Linked DNA regions of Mus musculus: region 1 is linked to region 2. The links are chromatin loops, found by intact Hi-C in ENCODE. Cell type or tissue: gastrocnemius. All regions are shown on one strand.

What was found. Hi-C counts contacts between places; a loop is a spot of excess contacts. Peaks named below come from ENCODE experiments on the same cell type or tissue, not always from the same donor. Only the 100,000 strongest peaks of a DNase experiment are listed, where the experiment ranks them.
Region 1: it touches region 2 in a loop (3-fold over the local background); 11 of 42 quality-filtered maps call a loop at or near these places.

Annotation. Positions count from the first base shown.
Region 1 is chr8:78,489,337-78,497,336 of GRCm38, forward strand. No RefSeq gene overlaps it. Among named protein-coding and RNA genes, the nearest start is that of Rbmxl1, 16 kb to the right of the region's middle. In gastrocnemius, no CTCF peak of the experiment used is centred here; no DNase peak of the experiment used is centred here.
Region 2 is chr8:78,653,168-78,661,167 of GRCm38, forward strand. The region is part of intron 5 of Slc10a7 (solute carrier family 10 (sodium/bile acid cotransporter family), member 7); the gene reads left to right. Among named protein-coding and RNA genes, the nearest start is that of Gm39203, 17 kb to the right of the region's middle. In gastrocnemius, no CTCF peak of the experiment used is centred here; a DNase peak (open chromatin) is centred at 3,983.

The DNA.
Region 1 (8,000 bases), 160 kb before region 2:
CCTGTATGAATCTTAGCTAGGTCCTCTGCATATACATTATAGTTGTATAGCTTGGTGTTCATGTGAGACTTCTAACAGTGGATGTGGAGGGTGTCTCTGACACTTTTGCCTGCTTTTACTGGGTTACCTCCTCCAGCCTTGATATGAGGGTTTGTGCCTGGCCTCACTATAACTTGTTAGGCCATGTTCAGTTGATATCCCTGGGAGGCCTGCTTTTTTTCTGAAGAGAAATGGAGAAAGAGTTGGGGAGAGGGTTGGTGGTGGGGAGGGACTGGAAGGAATGGAGGGAGGGGAACCTGTTGACTGGATGTAATATATGAGAGAAGAGAAGAAAGAGAGAAAGGATGGGGGAAGGCGGAAGGCGGGGGTGGGGGGGGTCTGATATATTGACAGTAAGTAGATGGTACAAAGAATTCCAGAAATATGCTGCAAGGACACAATAACTAACATTTTATTAATATGCCTCCTAATTACAGAAGAATGATTCTAGCAGAGTGTTGTGGATAGCTCTGGGGCTAATTATATTTGATGTTAATTCCGTTCTCCAGGGTGTGGTTGTGAACAAGGACTGAGTCAGCACTTGGGTGATTTCCGGTAAACCTGCTTCCCACCTTAATTTGTGAAATAAAGGAGAGTTGAAGTTTGGGCAGATAAAAGGGAAGGTGGAGTGGAAGAGAGAGAGGGGGGAAGGAGAAAATGGAAGAGGGAGAGGATGCAGAAGAGGAAGAAGAGGAAGAGGAAGAGCGAAGCAGAAGCACATGGCCTGGAGAAACTGCAAGTTCTAAGGGGTCTCATAGATGGAGAAGATGGTAGTGTAGTGGTAGATCTGCCCAGGCTAGGCACACAGCATATATTCATATTAATTGTGTTGTGTTTTCATTGCCGGGGCATATTTGGGAGGAGATTTGCCGCAACAGTAGAGTTTCTTTTTTCTTTATTTTATTTTATTGAGTGTATGGTGGAAGAGTAAAAATGGGTTAAAAGGGAGGGAGGGAGGGAGGTCTGTCTTTCCCATGCTGGGACGATCCGTGCCTTGGGAAGGAAGGCATCCAAACGGGTTCGTGTGTAGTCAGTGTTGGTGCTTTATCCAAAAGACTTTGGTTCTGGCCTCCCATTTTATTCTCAAAGGGCAGTCTGGGAACCCTCCTCCTCCATGATTGTTCCCCACTGTGGAGTGTGCATGCGTGGGTTATGAAAAACAGAAGGCAGGAGGAACTGGCCGACTTCCTTATCAAGCCATGTAAATACTGTCCAGAAGATTCGGCCTTAGAAATCCTCCTAGAGTAGAGTTTCTTAGTCCAATCTTAAATCTGAAGGTACAAATCAGCTTCATCCAAGTATGTTTACACTGTATTCTGTATCTATGAATAGTTCAAATTGCCTTTACTTTCTCAGTGAACACCTACAGGCTCCTTTTCCAGGTAAGACATTGCTCCGTGTGTAAGGAGCATGCCAGGCTTCCCTGGCAACCTGAGTTTGATCCCTGGAACACACATAAAGGCAGAAGGAGAGAAATGACTCTACAAAGTTATCTTCTGACCACCACGTACTCGATGGTGCATGCACACAAAACAAACAAACACAGACATCATGAGTATGCACTCATTATAATAATAAACTTAAAAATTAAAGACCACTCTAATTTGCTAAACTAAAAGATTGTTTTAGGGCTGGAGAGGTGGCTCAGCGGTTAAGAGCACTGACTGAGTTCCCAAGTTCAAATCCCAGCAACCACATGGTGGCTCACAACCATCTGTAATGAGATCTGATGCCCTCTCTTGGTGTGTCTGAAGACAGCTACAATGTACTTTTACAAAATAAACAAATACATCTTAAAAAAAAAAAAAGATTGGGGCTGGTGAGATGGCTCAGCGGGTGAGAGCACTGACTGCTCTTCCGAAGGTCCTGAGTTCAAATCCTAGCTTACAACCACCCATAATGAGATCTGGTGCCCTCTTCTGGTGTGTTTGAAGACAGCTACAGTGTACTTATGTATAATAATAAATAGATCTTTAAAAAAAAGATTGTTTTATTTATATCTTATCTATATGGGTGATTTTCTTTGGAGTAGAGGAAAGAGAAATTGATGTCCTTTTTGAAGATAAGTATGATGCTTATTTTCCTCCCTCATTATTCAAAAGTTTTAGTTTCATTATCCAGAGTCTTGTGGGGTCAGGAGTCCTCTGGTCAACTAACAGCCAGAAACCTGGTATGTTAAAACCATCAACAAACCCTGACCCAATGATGTCTGGTATGTTTCTATTTTCAGAAATAATTTCTGAGTCTTTCTTCCTCCACATATGCACATATATGATGTGTGGAGGCCAATCACAATGAATCCCACTCTTCGTCTTCCAGTTAACAATCTATCACCAATAATCTCATTTGCACTCAGTGTAAGATGCTAAGGTTGTGGGAGTTGAAAGTAATCAACCTGACATTAGCCAGGGTTAGTAATTCACTTTTTTGAGCACCTTTTAAACAAAACAATCTACTTTTTAGGAATTCATAGCTTGTTTATATAGGATAAGGCTTGTTTCTAAGTAATAGAAAGCCCAAATTAGGCTTGTTTCTGGACACGAACTCACATGGCTATTCAGCTTGTTCCCATCTTGTTGCTTGGCAAGAAGATGGTAGTAAGGACTTGAGCCTTTGTGTCTGCATCCCTGCCTTAGGAAAAAGCATGGAGTAGAGAGGTGGGTGTCACTTAGATTTTCCTGGTTGTATCCATTGCTGGAACCTAGACAAAGGAAATTACCATCTTCTTTAGTAGCCAGATGCCCAGCTGGCCTTAGGCATCCTAGCACTCAAGCACTTGCTGGTGGGCCACTAGCTGTCCTCTCTGCAGCTTGCCCTACTGCAGCAGTTCATGCAGCAGTCACCCCACTCTATTCTTTGAAATGAGCCTTGGAGAGCTTCACTGACCTGGTGCTGTCCTCACAGATGATGCTGTCTCAGAGACACGGGCTGTCTGTCCCATTTAGACCTTTATTTTTTTCTTAGCTTGGACTTACAGCCTTGTTAAGCATCTCAGGGACAATCAGATAGAGTAACTCTGGAGAATTTTTGAGAAGATAAAAATCCTCTGGAGAACTTTAATGTAGTGCCATTTCTTTCAGGAATAGGAAGTGGGCAATTTCTCTGTACATAACTTTGATCTAGCCTATAGCCTATAGTGGTGCAGGCAGCTTGTCTTTACAGTAAAAGCAAATGTTTTGTTTGTTTGTTTGTTTGTTTAAATATACCCTCCTCCCCATCACCACTTCCAACAGTGCTCAACATTTCCTGACCCAGTTTTCTTCTGTTCCTCCTACGTTGACTTTCTCTGGTAATATAAAGTTATCTATTTAAGCAACAAAAGCATGTGGTTCATGCTTTTTCCATGCATATCATGAACTCTTTTCCCTCCATAATGGTGCTAAGTTGAGCCTTCATTTTCAGCTTAGCTAGTTTTCCCAAGTGCCTCTGTGCCACTGCTATGTAGTGTTGGCGTTATTTCTCTCACTCTTTCTAGCCTTCATCATTTATTAATGACACAGATTGTGTGATGAAGAGATGTCAACATTATCATTTTTCTACATTTACAGGTATAATAGCTCTCTATCCAAGTGGATGTCACCTAATAGCCCTAAATGATTCCCCTCTTTTCAGTTACATTTCCCTCCATTATTTACTGCACCTCCCAATAGCTTATCATCCACTACTGTCTACTCTTCTTCCCCCCCTAATTTCCTGAGACAGATTTCCACTTAAGAGGCTGAAAAACTATTAGATGGAGAGCTTCTACAAACCACCAGAGCAGAAAGTCTTCTGCAAGGAGACAGCTTACCCACTGTGGTTTAACCGAATGACAAACCCAGTTACTACCCACATGAAGAGGGAGTAATCACATTTGAATGGAGGGAATCAGCATGCATAACTCTCCCTAACTCGAGTACAATAGAAACTAAGTGACTAAATTCCTGAGCAGAGGGCAGAAGAGTGGTTATATTGCTAGTCTAATATAAAACATGGTTCCCTTTATTTGAGTTGGAATCTTCATAACTGCTTAATATTAGTCTGTGAGTTGCTCCAGAGAGAAGCAATATCAAAGAAGAAAATAGTATTCATCTCTGTAAAGCATTCAGCAATGCAGAGAAGTGGGCAACCTGACATTTATTTTAGAAATTAGAGAGCTCCAGTGTTTTTGGATTAAGCAAGTGTTGCTAGTGTGCTGCTGCAAATGACCACACCACATCACATTACAGCTTCATCTTTGCTCTCTTGCTGATTCGGAAAAAGAGGTCAGCATTTTCTTCACTGTAAAATCTTAGAATTAACAATATCCATTTGCATAAAAAAATTCCCTTATTCAAAAAGTTGTTCTTATATATAGGTTAGCTTGGAGATTATGTATGTCCTTATAAAACTTTTTTGCTAAATTTAAATTATTTCAAATAATTAAAAATAATACAAGCCAGGCGTGGTGGTGCACTCCTTTAATCCCAGCACTTTGGAGGCAGAGGCAGGCGAATTTCTGAGTTCAAGGCCAACCTGGTCTACAAAGTGAGTTCCAGGACAACCAGGACTATAGAGAAACCCTGTCTCGGAAAAATATATATAAAAAGCATAATTTCTCAAAAGAAAAATGTACGCTATTATCATGCTAAACATCTTCACAGATTGTTACCAACTATAAATAGGCTGTATGGGTTACTGAACTGAACACTACCATCTCCATTGCATTTCTATGCATTGCAGGTGGCATTTCTAATTTGTCTAGAGGAGTTTGTCTTTCTAAAGTTCATTGTCCATGTTAATACATTCTAAAACTCTTCTCAGCAGTATCAGGGCTTCAACCCAGAACTTAGTGAAACATCTCCTGTTTAACTTTCTATTTTGATACACATTAGTACCAACTTGTCCCGGCCTGAACTCTCTAGCCTAGGCTGTTCTTGAATTTGTCTTTTTGTTTTGTTTTTGTTTTCTTTTCTTTGTTTGTTTGTTTTCGAGACAGGGTTTCTCTGTGTAGCCCTGGCTGTCCTGGAACTCACTCTGTAGACCAGGCTGGCCTCGAACTCAGAAATCTGCCTGCCTCTGCCTCCCAAGTGCTGGGATTAAAGGCATGCACTACCACGCCCGTGGTTTTTTTTTTTTTTTTTGTTTGTTTGTTTGTTTGTTTTTCTTGAATTTGTGATCCTCCTGCCTGAGTAGATAGTATTACAGGCCTGTTACACCTTAATTCTTGGCTGAGGGTATGGGAGTGCGTTGCTGTAAGAGTGTTGGTAGTCTTGGAAAATAATAAGAGCCCAAGAAGCCAAATTGAGGCCTATGGAAACAACTAGTTGTTAGATTTTGATAAGTTATTTCTCTGCTGGTGAGATGAGCCGATTCGAGCTGGATTAGAGTATACAGAGGCAGATTTATTAGGAAGCTGCTCTTAGGTAGGCAGGTTCACTGGTCCCAAGGGAGGAGGCCAGGGAAGTTGCTATGGAGAGGGAGAGAGAGGGGAGGGGAACAGAAAGAGAGTGGAGAGAGAGAGAGAGAGAGAGAGAGAGAGAGAGAGAGAGAGAGAGAGAGAGAGAGAGAGAGAGAGAGAGAGAATGCCTAGAGGAGAGCAGAGCAGAGAGACCAATATGTCTAGATTATATAGGGAAGCGCTTCTGTGGGAGGAGAAGCCCAGCCTCTGGACTAGGAAGTTCAGGGTAGAGCACAGAGTATGCCAAGCAGGGACTGAGGGATGCTGGGAGAACATGGAGGCCAGATCCACTCTGGTATGTTAAATATGCACCTTGGCTGTTTGTCCCAGGTCTGAATCCCAACAGACTTCACACCTAAAAATTACTGATAACCAAAATTTAAAAATTTAGGTATACACTAGGTTCCGATTTATGTGCCTGCTGTGTCCCTTGGAATTTCAATTCACACGTACTGCTATAGTTTGAATGTTTGTATACCTCCAACTCCTTTATGTTAAAATCAAATCCCAGTTTGGTGGGACTAAGAGGCAGAAGATTGGGGAAATAATGAAAATCATAAAGGAGGTGTGAACTGAAGTTCTCTGGAAGCATGCTCTATCTGTAGTGAAGATCTTGTAGACTAACTTTGGCTGACTAGACTATATGATTTCGAGAGATGGAAGCTGACAAATAAGAAAGTATCTTGAACAATCTTTGGTCCTTCCTAATAGTCATTTGCTATCAACTGTCACACCAGAGTTAAGATGCTCATGGCATTTACATATAATTTTTGAATATATCACTAAATGTGAAGCTTCCAATTTCCACCAGCCTAAGGCTAATAAGAATTTGACAAAGACAACATCTGAGTCCTATAGATTTCTCCACTGAAATGATCTTGGGTTATATCTATCCCTTTAGTAGCCATGTATTATTTACTTTATGTATGTGAGTGCACTGTCACTCTCTTCAGACACACCAGAATAGATGGTTGTGAGCCACTGTATTAGTTAGGGTTTTACTGCTTTAAACAGACATCATGACCAAAGCAAGTCTTATAAAAAACATTTAGGGGCGGGGAAAAAACCACATTTAATTGGGGCTGGCTTACAGGTTCAGAGGTTCAGTCCATTACCATCAAGGTGGAAGCATGGCAGCATCCAGGCAGACATGGTGCAGGAGGAGCTGAGAGTTCTACATCTTCATCCAAAGGCTGCTCGTGGAAGACTGACTTCCAGGCAACTAGGATGAGGGTCTTATGCCCACACTCACAGTGACACACCCACTCCAACCAGGTCACATCTATTCCAACAAGGTCACTCTTCCAAATGGTGCCACTCCCTAGTCCAAGACTATACAAACCATCACAGCCACCATGTGGTTGTAGGGGATTGAACTCAGGACCTCTAGAAGTACAGTCAGTGCTCTTATCCACTGGAACTATCTTTCTTATTTTCTTTTTTCTTTTCTTAAAAAAAGACTTATTTATTATTATATCTAAGTACACTGTAGCTGTCTTCAGATGCACCAGAAGAGGGCGTCAGATCTCATTACAGATGGTTGTGAGCTACCATGTGGTTGCTGGGATTTGAACTCAGGACCTTCGGAAGAGCAGTCGGTGCTCTTACTACTGAGCCATCTCTCCAGCCCTGGAACTATCTTTCTAAGTCCCAACTTTTATCCTTTTTAGCTAGCTGACTCAGCATTCTCATGACTATCAAATGAAACCCTTAGAATACATGCTAAACTCAGGAGACTTCCAGCCTCTATAAACTCTAAAGTTAAAGAGCAGCAACATAACATTTCCTGACTTTGCTGTAGCCAGTGTTCCATCAGTGTGTTGATCAAATGCAAGGAACAAATTATCTTTATTCTGTTATAATATATGTGTATCAATCAGGACTGTTCTTAGAACCTTAGAACTGAAGGGAAGAATAATGCAATAGAACTCAAAAAGTTGAAATCAGAAACAAAACAGAATTCAGTGGGTTAGATTCGGTCTCTTTTCACATCTTCCAAGATAGAGCACATCCTTCAAGGTAATAGAAATCCATATTTCCCAGCCATGGTCACTCATATTTGGCTTAGAATAAACTATATTTCCTCAAAAATAGAAACATATTGACAGCATCCATTATGGGAAACATTTATGTAGTGTCTACAGTGAACCCTAAGGAATATGAGACCTGAAATATATAGTTTAGATGTGTCTACACTAAACATGTAGAATAAATATTGTCAAATAAGCCAATTGAGGAGATGATATGCAACGGAAACTAATTTTTTTTTCTTTTCCTTTTTTCTTCGTTTCTTTGTTTCTTTGTTTCTTTGTTTCTTTCTTTGTTTCTTTGTTTCTTTCTTTCTTTTTTTGTTTTGTTTTGTTGAGACACTATGTAGCTCCGAAGTTCTAGGACTCACTGTGTAGAACAGGCTGACTTTGAACTAACAGAAATACAACTGCCTCTGCCTCCCAGTTGCTGGGATTAAAAGTGTGTCCACCACACATGGCACCCTACTGATCATCTTTAAATATGTAAAATTTCAAGCACTCAGTTCCATCAT
Region 2 (8,000 bases):
TGGGAGGTAGGTAGGAAACTGACTTTGAAAAGACAGCCTGGTACCCGAACCCTCCCCTTTGTGTTGTGGGTAGGGAGGAAGAGTCAGGACCAGTGATGCTCACAGGAGGCGGGGATATTTTTTAGAGGCATTGGTTAATTCATCGCCTGTGGACTGGAACCTCTCAGAGTAAAAACGTTGTGGGTTTCTTTTCTCTGCTGGAGGGGTGATTCTGATAAGGAATATTGTAAAAACTGGAGTAAACCAGATGCATGATGCACGAGACAAAGCAGATGGCATGCAGTTGTCTCTGTTCAGCGTTGATCGGCACCCAGCACTGGAAGCAGAGTGTGTTGCCAGTTAGACACATCCAGAAGCAGTAGAGTAGCTTTGCCAAGCCCATTCATTTCACACGAACAGAGATCTCTTCTGTCTGTGTATATTAAAACTTTGGAGTAAATCTGAACAATAGTTTTAATTAAACTATTATTTTCAAAGCATTATTTAAAGAGAAGTCAATTTCAAGTTATCTAGAAGGCTGGACTGTTTTTATTTACTTCCTCCTCCTCCTCTTCCTCCTCTTCCTCCTCCTCATCTTTTCCTCTTCTTGGTCTCCTTTGCATCCAGAGGCCTGAATTAAATCCCTGGAGTCCACATTTCCCCCATTACCTTCTCTCTGTCCCTGTTGGCCATCACTCTGTCATAGCCACCACCTTGCACACATCTACCTTTTGTGAACTTTGTAGACATGTTCCTCCCTAGCTGTGTTAGCATCTGGGCTGTTTTGTTTTGCTTCATTTAAGAGGCAGGCGGGAGAGGGCACCTATTGTACGATTTAGTTCTCTTCAACAGTCTCTGTTTCAAGTCTATTGTAATGCCCCCATCTACCATTCCTGTTGCTTGGCGCGCGCGCGCGCGTGTGTGTGTGTGTGTGTGTGTGTGTGTGTGTGTGTGTGTGTGTAGCAATCATAAGTTTAGGCAAATGACCTTCCACTCTTCTGCATGTAGACTACTCCGTGTGTCCACCTGAGCACATGTGCACCATCAGAAACGAAGATTCGGGCATGGATATTGGTCCCCTTGCCCACTAGTTCTTGTGCATCTACTAACTACACCTGTAGTGGTGAGAGGTCTTCTTGGGGCTCAATTTCATGGTGTGTAAAAGGAGGTACCTGTCATGTCTAATGTCCTACATTCCGTAAATCCTCTGACAACTCTTACCCAGGATGCGAGACCAGGGCTTCCCATTCCACCCCATCCTGCCCTTTTAAATCTCTGTATAATTCTCTTTTCTATTTCTGTTTTCTTGTCTGTGAAAATGAAAGTCAGACAATACAATGTCATAAGTGTGTTTAAGGACTGCATGAGTTATGTGTATGAAAAGCATAAAGTAGCTTAGGATATGTACTTAAGCAAGTAGTCAACATATATCAGCTGACTCACTATTACTAATTTGAGAGTCTTAGCCAGCCATGGTGGCGCACGTCTTTAATCCCAGCACTTGGGGGGCAGAGGCAGGAGGATTTCTGAGTTTGAGGCCAGCCTGGTCTACAAAGTGAGTTCCAGGACAGCCAGAGCTATACAGAAACCCTGTCTCAAAAAGAAAAAAACAAACAAACAAGAGTCTTAAAGCACTTAAGATAGTGTCCTTCTCATTAGGTAGATATGCTGCTCTCTCAGAGAAGCATGTGTGGACACACATTCATTCATTCATCCATCCATTCACTGCTCTAGCAAAAAAAAAAAAGTGCCTAGCATCAGCCGGGCACTGTTCTTTTGTAAATGCCAATGATATGATTAGCAAATATATACGTAATTGTAATCCTCTAGGCCAGTGGGAATGCAGTTCCAGTGTTACGCCCGTGGTGTAAGAGGTTATTTAGTACGTTAAGTTACTCAAACTCCTTTTACAGGAGGCCTTCAGTGTACGAGTGTTTTATCCTTATATGTGAATGAAATTTGATTTGTGTCGCTGCTGTCTTACATGGTGAGTACACAGTCCTTTTCTCCTTTGTTCATTTTTTTTTCTGTCCCCTTTCTCCTGTTCCTTGAGCTCCGTGCTGACCTTTCAGCCATTACTGTGACTCTTGTCCTCCACAGTAGCCATTAGCCATGCTCTCTGTAAGCCTCTTGCTTCTCCTGTGCAAACTATTAGGTTACTGTCTTGGATTCTAAATGAAATAGTATGAAATGAAAAGCACTTAGCACAGTTCCTACTATATAATATTTCTCAGTAAATGCTGGCCTTTGGGTTCCTGATAGTATTTGCTACCCACTTGTGGTTTGTGTACAAATGTTCCCCATATGGCTCATAGTGTTGAGTGCTTAGTTGCCAAGGAGGTGTGGCTTTGTTTGAGGATGCCTAGCCCTGGGGGGGTGAAAGTTGAGGTTTCAAATGCTCAAACCAGGCCTGGTCTGCCCCTCTTCCTGCTGCCTGCCTATTCAGATGTAGATCTCTCAGCTCCTTTCCCCCTCCCCACTACTGTCTGCCTCCTTGTGGCCATACCTCCCAGCCTGATGATAAGGGACTAAACCTCTGGACCAGTCAAATGCTTTCCTTTTTAAGAGTAGCTGTGGTCAGTGTGTTTCCTAAAGCAAGAAGCTCCACAAGTTCCTACAGATGCTTTTCAGGCCAGGCAAGCTTTGGCAAACCACCAGGTCATAAGGAATCCACCTCTTGCCATTGAGAAACCAGGTTTGCCTATAGTATTTGCTGTGCTATGGGTGAGATGGAGAACTGTTCTCATTGTCCCCTGGAAAGCCACATTACAATCCCTCCCGTTGCAGCTGTGTGTCCACAGAGGAGGCCTGCAGGCCAAAATGCACTTTGGCAGCTAAGATCTTGCTTGCCTTGGCTCCAGAGGCCCAGGTCTTTGTAGTCTTGTCTCAGAAACTAATCCTTCGCTTCACTTCTTCCTGCTGCTTCCCAGGCCTGCTGCCTATGGATAAGGAATTCCATAGAGTTACTTAAGAAGTAGGGCACTTCTCCAGTTTCCTTACAGTGTTTTACATCTGTGAATGTTCAGAAGTTTAATGAAGTTTCCCTGGAAAACACAGCAAACACCCACACCCATCACGCTGTGAGCATTGATTGATTGGACCTCAGTTGTTCTTGTTCCTGTTGATCTGCCTGGGAAAGGCCAGGTCAGCAGCTAACTCTTCAGTACAGAAGAGTGAGTTCTCATAGCCAGAGAGAACGAGTAAATTCAGCTTGAAAGTAAAAAGAGAATCAAGCATGGTGGCGTATAGCTGTACTTCCAGCACTTAGGAGGAGGTGGGCACAGGACAACCAGGTGTTCAATGCCAGCCTTGGCTACATAGCAAGTTTGATCCCATATCCAAACAAACAAACAAAAAAGAGAGAAATTGTACGTTTTTTTCTTTTTTTCTTTTTGTGTTTGTTCTTTATCCACTGTGCAAGTCTGAATGTTAGGACCCTAAATTCAGCTTGTTCAGTTCGGCATTTTTATTTCCCTTCCCACTGGCCCTTCCTTTCCACGTCATCTTTAGCAAGGAGAGTCATCTTTGGGTCATATATGCTAGAAGTCAATATGAGAAAAGGAAAGTTGTCCCGAGAGAAGCAGACTGTGCATGCTGGCTTGGACAGATGACCAAACCAAACAGAGGGAAGTGAATGTGACCGCTGACTCGCACCTCTGACAGCCAAGGAATGAATTAGCAGCTGGAGTTGTGCAGACAGAGAAGGAGGAATTGTATGCCCCACTTATAAGTCATGTGACATCCATCTGGTGGAAGAGTAACAATTGCTTAATCACATCGTGGCTGATAAGGAGTCACAAAGAAATGTGTCCAGGTGTTCTAGGGATTCGACTGGGTCTACTAAGCTAGTTATCAGAGGGTAGCCTGTTGTTCTTCTCTCTTTGTGAAATATAGCTGTTGATTCAAAGCAATGCTAAGGCACAGAGATCTGCCAGCCTTTGCCTCCGGGGCACCTGTGGCCATTCCTGTTTGTTTACCTGTTGTCCCTGGCTGCTTTCCAGGTGCAACAGTCAAATGGAGCGATTCCAACAGGGAAGCATTAGATAATTATCTGGCCCAACCTGTGTTTAGAAAGTCTGTTCTCCCTCTAAATCCACTGACTAAATATCCACACCTACAGATTAGCCAGGGAGCTTGCCAAAAGGAAGATTAGGAAATAGTAGATCTGGGAGCCGGGCGTGGTGGCACACGCCTTTAATCCCAGCACTTGGGAGGCAGAGGCAGGTGACTTTGTGAGTTCGAGGCCAGCCTGGTCTACAGAGTGAGTTCCACGACAGCCAGGGCTACACAGAGAAACCCTGGCTCAAAAAAAAAAAAAAGATCTGGGGTATAGCCTACTGTTGCTGGTTCTAAGACCATATTTCAGTCTCTCAAGGGTCTAGATTTCAAAAGGACACTTAGCAGATTACTCCATTTAAAAATCAAAGGAAGAAATTGTGACTTGGACATCAGTTCCATTGGTCAAAATTGTACTTTATTGAGTGATTGTGCCCACGGATCAGTGTTCCCTTCAGAATGTAGAGAGGAATGTAATGTAATTTGTCATTACAACGTGGCTATCTGGTTATGCTTTCCTCGTGTGAGGAGGCTACTGGCCCTGTGACTGTACTTGAAGACGGCGATGGGAAAGCTTGCTAATGTGCTTAATTAACTCAACATTGACTAAGTTGCTGGGCACTTCCTCTGTTGGAAGACAGCACTGTCTTGTGGCTTAGTATATTTTTGGAGCAGAGACACTGCCCACCCCCATATTCTTCATGATCTTTGTAAGGCTGCTTAAATAGAATCTTCTCAGGAGAAAAGGCTAGTCTGCCCTGTACCCATTACAACAGAGCCAGGCTCCCTAGGAAAGCAGTATTCTTTCCTGCGCTGAAACCCTCAGCCATCGGCATCGCTCGCTGGACTTGCGGGTGATAACGACCCAAGCACTGTGTCAGCTGCTCTTTCTGCTGAGTGACCAGAGCCTCTGCCTCTAGCCCAGGAGTCTTAGCTCCTAAAGAGTTGTCTTCTTCCTCCCTCTCTCCCTCCTCTGCCCCCTTCCCTTCCTTCTCTGCTCCCTTCCTGGCCATTTCAATCCAGCAGTTTCCTCCTGGGCCTCCTTTAAGCTTCAGCCTGTACTCCGTTTGCATCTTTAACTTCTCTGTAGCAGGAGCCAACCAACGGTGTGCTGAGGACTCAGTCAATTGTGTTCACTGACTGGACGCAACGATCAGGCCCAGATAGCCACCTGTTGCGTCCCCACTGGAGGCCTCACATATTACTCACACTTGTCTTCTCCAAAGAAAATGAGCAGCTACATCTCAATAGGCAGGCAGCAGGAAGGCATTTGAAACCTCAAAGTTCTCCCTCTAAGGCTGTGCTGTGCCCATCTTGGCTGAGTAATTGGCTCTCTGGGCTTCTGTCTGGTCAAGAACCTCCTAGCTCAGAAAACTAAGACATTACCCTTCCTTCTTGTCACTGTCTCCCACACGAAGCTAATTGATCCAGTCATCCATCTTTAAGGACTTCTCCCATCTTCTGTCTCTGTCTCCATCGCTACAATCCCCTCCCCTTAGCTCACAGCAGCTTCTGCCTAGAGTATGGAGGGACCGGCCTCCAGGCTGGGCTCTTCCCTTCCATCTTCTGCTTCCATCTCTTCTCAGCTGTCAGCATACAGATTCCTGTCCCACACTCATGACTGCAGACTCTTTCCGTAATCTCCCATCTCTGATGCAAAGCCCAAACGCCGTGATGGATTGATCAGGAGACCGTTCTGTGTCTTTGGGTTTTTAATTTCATCATCCCTCCCAACTACACTGCCACTGCAGTTTGAATTTCAACAGGTTCTCCCCCCCTCCTCCTCCTCCTCTTCCTCCTCCTCTTCCTCCTCTTCCTCCTTTTCCTCCTCCCTCTCTTGCCTCCTCGACCCTCCCGAGTCGTTTCAGACCTCTCTGAGACTCTGGTTTTGTGTGCACCTCACATAATTACAGATGCTTATCTCTGGTCTCTGAAGACTCAGAAGGTAGGGATACGTTTGTGTCGTTTGCCACTATATACCTCAACATCTAACAGAGCTAGTGCTTCTCTCTCAGGCTGAGTGATAACCATGGTCATTGTTGTTTGATTAGGTGGTTTGTTGATGGGGGGTGGGGGGTAGAGTCTCATTTAGCCCAGGCTGGCCCCAGTATCTGAGTGCTGTGCTTACAGACACACACTTCCACAGAAGGCTATTTTGTCCTTAGAGAGCATCATTGAAATACTTTGTTGTTGATATTTGTGGTGCCATGCCCATCCTTGACTGCATATCCTGCCCATTTCATTTAAATGTAGATATCCTTGGAACTGCCTTTACTACCCTTTTAGCACTTAGTGCTTTGAACTTGTTGGCCAGACCACTAGTTACATACTGGCTTGCTGCAGCCCTGTTCCTGAAGGATGGACTTCCCCAGCCCTTTAACTCATCTTCACCTGTTAGCCACGACGTAAAAGGCAGAGAGCTGGAGAGATCATAACTGCTAACTTTAAAGTTAATTTTTACACAAATATACATTCAAGGCTCTAAGGAAAGGTATTGCAAAAGTTTAATTTTCAAAAAGTTGATAGCACGATTTCCTCACATGTATGGAATAAATAGGCTGGACTTTGGCTCACACAGATAATAAGGCATCACCAGATGGTAAATGGCTTCTGAGGCAATCATGGATATTTATATAGGCCACCAGAAAAACATACTGCATGCATTTCTATTACAGACAGAAATGGTTAGTTTTTATTACAGGTCAATAAAACAATAACCTTTTAGGGCCTTTTTTCTTTATAAGACAAATCATTTATGTACAATACGTGTGTGTCATAGTCAGGCTACCAACTGATATAAACAGGAGTCAAGGAAGCTAAGAGTGTTCAGGTAGCTGAGCCCTAGGGTTGGTCAGTGGGCTCCAGCCTCACACGACAAGGACAGCTGCTCCTTTTCTGTCTTATTCCCAAGGTTCAGGACATTTCTCTTCAGTGGGTCTGACTTTAGCATGTTGGTGAGAATATGTTTAGAAGAAGGCTCCAAACTGGCCCGGAAGGAAGAACTTTGAAACAGGGAGGACTTCGCGACACTAACAACAGCACTGCTTTGAACGCATTGCCAGAGGAAAGAGCTAAGAGGCCAGGATTCTAGTTAGCCACACCGGAGTCAGCTAAAAGGGCCCCCGAGGAAGGAAGGTGCTACAAGGGAAGGCAGACAGCAGTCACAGTGGTCTGAGGTTAGTTTAAGAAAGTGTTTCCCCCCTTACTGGACCTTTAGCCAGGCCCCTGACTGGGGAGAGCAAGTGCTATCTGCGTGGTTCCTTGGCCGAGACATGGCCACTCCGCTCCCGTGGCTTGTGGGGAGCTTGGCAGGTGCGGACTAGATCTACAGGGCCCAGGAGCCTGTGCAGAGCTGTCCTTTTCTGTTGTTATACAGAACTGTGGGGCCTGACCTCAGACACCAGTAACCGAGATCGCTATCGCTGTCATAGCAAAATCTCTTCATAAGTTTTTCTATGAAACATACCATGAGGCATTCAGTTCAGTTTTCTTTGCGTTTGTCTGAATGTCAGCATCAACCCTGACTATCTCTATCCTGCTGTCAGTAGACTGTGTTCACACAGTGACTCACTAAAGCAGCGTAAATGGATTTGGGGGAGTTTTTCAGGAGACAATGAAAGCCATCACGTCATGGCTTGAGTTCTTAGGTATTGCAGGCAGAAGGCTTTACTAGACACACAGGAGCTACAGGAGACTTTGATATGACCCCGACCCTTCAGAAGGGTCAGTGCCTTCTGCTGGAAGTGCTGTGACTTTCCACCGAGAGGAGCTACTTAGGAAAGAGAAAGGGAAAAAAGAGTTAAGACTTTTGTAAACCCTGTATCGATTTGACTTTCTAGCCTTCAGTGCTTATTGCTGGCACTGTTTAAATTTTGAGTACCCCTCCACCTTTAACACTGGTATTTGCAAAACCTGAGCTTTGTAGGGCTGTGAATTCCATCACACAGTGGCTCACCTTACAGTTC